2 separate regions of the Homo sapiens genome follow, and region 2 is linked to region 1. A link is a loop called in an ENCODE intact Hi-C map of the cell type or tissue named here. Cell type or tissue: OCI-LY7. All regions are shown on one strand.

Region 1 (2,500 bases):
GTGATCCACCCACCTCAGCCTCCCAAAGTGCTGGGATTACAGGCGTGAGCCACCACGCCCAGCCAGAGGTTTTTCTCTTATGTAACAGTATGGAGGTAGACAGGAGGAGATTCCTCATGGAATCTCTGCTCCATGAGGTCATCCAGGAGCCAGGCTCTTCCTCTGTTGTTGTACAGCCTTCTAGTCTAGACCATACTATCTCAGGTGGCTTGCCATTTGATCATGTTCTAAGCGGTGGCACAAAATAAGGAGCACACTGTCTCCCTTTAAGGACATTAAAAGTTACCCACATCACTTGTTATATATCATTGGCTGGTACTAGTCTTATGCCATTTGGCTGCGAGGAGGAGTGAAGAATGTAGCCTTTACTCTGGGCAGCACTGGGCCCAGGAAAAAACTGAGAAATACACCGTCAGAAGGGAACAATGAAAGCTGATGGTAAACCAGCACTCACTGGTCACCGAAACACTGTGGTGCTCTAATAGGATGCAACTCATAAAGACATATGTATAGCAGATGTTTCTAACAATGCCAGTTGTATATGTGAATATGGATAGTGTTATTTCAGTGAAAGAATGTGCTCACCACACTATGGTGTGTGAAATGCATTATGAGGACTGGGCACGGTGGCTCAGGCCTGTAATCTCAGCACCTGTAATCTCAGGCCTGTAATCTCGGTGAATTGCTTGAGCACAGGAGTTTGAGACCAGCCTGGGCAACATAATGAAACCCTCTCTCTACAAAAAATAAGAAAATTAGCCAGGTGTGGTGGCGTGCACCTATAGTCCCAGCTATTCGGGAGGATGAGGTGGGAGGATCACTCGGGCCCAGGGAGGTCAAGGCTGCAGTGAGCCCTGATGGTGTCACTGCACTCCAATCTGGGTGGCAGAGTGAGGCCCTGTCTTGAGGGAAAAAAAAAAAAAAAGAAATACATTATGTACAAAAGATGCCTCTAAGGCAAAAAAAAAAAAAAAAATGGTCATTGGAATTTCAACATGTCCCTGATAGAATTACTCAAAAGAGTCAATATTGGAGACCATTATTTATAATATCCATTATTTAGAATGAAAACTAGAAAGTGCTAATTGTTCTACCATGAATATGCATTTGAATAAATATAACAAAAAATTAACAAATCTATCAATGGCATACTACCAATAACTGTCTTCTAATCAAGTAGGAGTTTCTGGGTTACATATCAACTACATTACTTAAGATTATGAGTACTTCATGGGAGAAAAATTGCACTTTGGGAAAAATGATAACTGGGCACTATAAATAGCATGTTACAAACATGATGGCATGGAAATGAAATATACTTTTCACAACTCCAAGGAGTTATTACCTGGCCTGGGACACCTAATAACTTGACAGGCCCTGGCTATCTACTACCTGCTCAAAGGCATGTGTCCCTGTAGTTTGCATTCTGTACTCTAGTGGGCTCCCCAGGCTGGTGTGTGCTCCCGTGTCCCTTCCACCAATTCAGACATCAAATGATTTAAAGCAGAGATCACAAGGGGTGCCCATAGACCATCGAGCCTATAGATGTGCTTTATTTGGCTTGTAACACGTTATAAAACTTTTGGAATTGATTGCCAATATTTAGAAAACTGATGATTTCACAAACATTTGAAAACTTCTGATTTCTTTTTTAAAAAAATCAAAAGTTCGGGCTGGGCTCAGTGGCTCACGCCTGTAATCCCAGCACTTTGGGAGGCTGAGGCGGGCGGATCACGAGGTCAGGAGATCAAGACCATCCTAGCTAACACAGTGAAACCCCGTCTCTACTAAAAATACAAAAAATTAGTGGGGCGTGGTGGCAGGTGCATGTAGTCCCAGCTACTCAGAAGGCTGAGGCAGGAGAATGGCGTGAACCCAGGAAGCAGAGGTTGCAGTGAGCCGAGATCGCGCCACTGCACTCCAGCCTGGGCGACAGAGCAAGACTCCGTCTAAAAATAAGTAAATAAAAATAAATAAATAATTCAGGCAACACTGGGCCCACCTTCACAGAGCACAAAAATCACCTGTAAGTGAGCACTGGCTGTTCCTTTTCCATCTACTTTTTCTTTTGTTTGTTTGTTTGTGACAGGGTCTTGCTCTGTTGCCCAGGCTAGAGTACAGTGGCTTGATCACAGCTCACTACAGCCTTGATCTCCCAGTCTCAATCAATCCTCCCACCTCAGCCTCCTGGGTAGCTGGGATTGCAGGCGCATACCTCCATGCTTGGCTTTTTTTTTCTTTTTGTAGAGACAAGGTTTTGTACCATGTTGCCCAGGCTGGTCTCAAACTCCTGGACCGAAGCAATCCTTCCACCTCAGCCTCCCGAAGTGCTGGGATTACAGGCGTGAGCCACTGCACTCGGCCTCTACTTTTTGTTTACATCTTGTACTTAATGCTATTTATAAGCTGCTTGTGGTCATTTGAGTTCACTGCTCCTGCCCTGTGACTGACTCTCTCCAACCTTTTCCACCGAGCAAACAACCTTTCCCACACTAAAGCA
Region 2 (2,500 bases), 190 kb after region 1:
TTACTAATGTCCAATTTGGACTTAATACAGTAGTTTTCTGTTGACATTCCCATAAACTGGTTCAATTATTTTTAAATAAATCATATTTGTTCAAAAATCCTAGAAATAAGCAAAGATTTATTTTATGCTTGGCTTTATAGATATAATGCAACATCATTTACTATACATACCTGATGAGCAAAACTTTCTTTTGAAAAATCAAAACACTCACAAAATATTTTTCAAAACTGAGGTGTTGGAACACCTCAGTTTGCACAATTATTTTGGATTTACTTTTCATACAAGAAATGTTACTTGAAATCAATTTAACTCATTTAAGTTATATTTCCAACTAAAGTATATTCTATGTTTAAAGAATAAAAATAATAGGCCTCACTATCAAATAATCAACTATAATAATTTTATTACCTAAAATACATTTTTATATAACTGTATAAACCAGTTTTTTAGGAATCTCGAATTTCACTTATGCTAAATGCAACTGAAAATAAATATATGAACAAGAATCGTTTAGTAAAAATAATGCTGGTAAATTTTTATTAACCTCCTGCTATATAGAACAAAATATATATTAAAATATTTATAGAAAAAATTTTAGTTGGTATTTGCATTATTCTGTATTAAGAAACCACAGTTACATTATTCCTACAAAACGTTTTTTTCACATTTTTCTCATTACTGCTGGTGAAACTAATACAGGTAGTTTTATTAACATCTGTCACTTCCTATACATCCTAATTTTCTTAGTATTTATCTAACACTAATCAATATTGACTAGTGAACCCTTGATAAAAGTGTGCCTTCTTCTAGTACAAACTGATTCTTTCATAAAATATTTCATGCCCACTGTGTGCTAGCTTTTGTGTTAAAGACTTGGGATGCAAAGCTCATGGTGTAGCAAAGGCAAAACACAATTGCATTAAGGTTTGCTATGCAAGGTAAGTGCAATGACAGAAATATCCCTAGAAGGATTGTTTAAATCAAGCAGCAAAGTCAGTAAGAGGTACATTTCATTAAATTAAGTCCATCTCCTTTATCAAGAAGGTGATGGCTTACCACTTTCTGGTTTGCACTTCCCTATCTTGGCAAAGCAGTGTTGATAGGTATAGACAATATCAAAACATCTCTGAGAATGACAGTCATCATCCTGCTTCCTCACTTCACAAGGTTTAGCATCACTGCATTTAAACATGTCAGCCTAATCTAAGTTGGAAAATATAAACAAGTCCAGCTGTTGTTAAGACCAGACAGGTACATGGTAAGTAAAATAGGAACCAGAAATTTACAGCCTGACACACAAAAATTAGATTCCTAGTTGGGATTTTTAATCATAGGTAGTACATTTATTTTTTGGTAGACAGGCATCCAAATAAAAATAAGACATATCTAAAAGTATAAATGCTTACCATATTACACACTAAATTGGAAGGCAAGTTGATTCAGTATGTCATAAATCACATCTTTTAACTGTAACAGCATAAAATAAATAATAGATTTTTGATATTATATGCCAAACAATAATTAACATTTAAATGTCAATATGCACCTAAAAATAAGGACTTGACACACAGAAAAGGAGTGTATATTACATTTAAATTTGTAAGTGGTTATTTGCTACCCATAGTGCCTCAAGAATCAGATAAAAAAGACCGAGTTACTTAAACAATATGTATGTTCTTAAGAGTGACTGATAGGAAATCAAAGCACGTTCATTGTTTTCTCCCATACATCCGACAGGCTTTAAAAGAGGCCAAATACCAAAAAACTAAAGAGACATTATACATCACCCATTTTTGATATTCTGGTTTTATAAATATATCATTTCAACCAGAAGAGCCTCATTTGAAATGCAACACTACCCACGTATTTGATATACACCACTCTTTCAGACTATTTGTAGGTGAGTTCAATTTTTTCTAGTCAGGGTGACCTCATAAGACTTGGACATGGCCCAGCCTCGCTCCGAGGTGAAATCAAGGCAGTGGGATCACCCAGCAAAGTTGTTTTTCTTCTGCAGCCCAATGACAAGAATGACTAAAGCCAAGCAGAATGAAGATTGCCTAGCCTTTGTCAAATGGGATTGGTGAGGAGTTCCCTCTCTCACCAAGGAGTGGTTACATCCAGAGGAAAGCTGAGGTGCCACACAGTCTAAATCCTGAAATTGTGGGTCCTCAGGCACAAACCTCATCACTTTTGTGGACTACGAAATTGTCGCTGAAACCTGGGTTTGAGATAACAGCGGTTTTGAGAAGTTTGATTTATACATTCCAACCCACTTGAATGTCGTCTTAGAGTGCTGAGACTTGATGACTCTTACTAATCTCCCTCCCCCGCAGGCCAAACAGCCATTGCCTCCCAAATTCCAGCTTATATATTCATTTCTTAGGCAATTTTTCTCTTGGGGGAGGAAACAATGGACTCTTTCAATCTTCTCTTACCAACAAAGGGCCCTAGAAGAAAAAACAGTCCTTTCAATCACCTCCTTTATGACTTCTTGATC

Evidence for each region. A loop is a pair of places that touch in the nucleus more often than their neighbours do. Peaks named below come from ENCODE experiments on the same cell type or tissue, not always from the same donor. Only the 100,000 strongest peaks of a DNase experiment are listed, where the experiment ranks them.
Region 2: a loop joins it to region 1, with 7 times the contacts of the local background. A loop is called at or near these places in 12 of 110 quality-filtered maps.

The regions. Positions count from the first base shown.
Region 1 is chr12:32,301,357-32,303,856 of GRCh38, reverse strand. All of the region lies in intron 3 of BICD1 (BICD cargo adaptor 1), which reads right to left. Among named protein-coding and RNA genes, the nearest start is that of FGD4, 97 kb to the left of the region's middle. In OCI-LY7, CTCF peaks have their summits at 1,251 and 1,452; DNase peaks (open chromatin) are centred at 1,456 and 2,236; H3K4me3 peaks cover 1,255 bases; H3K27ac peaks cover 2,500 bases.
Region 2 is chr12:32,107,612-32,110,111 of GRCh38, reverse strand. The region is part of intron 1 of BICD1 (BICD cargo adaptor 1); the gene reads right to left. Among named protein-coding and RNA genes, the nearest start is that of BICD1-AS1, 1.4 kb to the right of the region's middle. RefSeq lists an enhancer at 1,658-2,295. In OCI-LY7, a CTCF peak has its summit at 31; DNase peaks (open chromatin) are centred at 1,111 and 1,861; H3K4me3 peaks cover 2,500 bases; H3K27ac peaks cover 1,742 bases.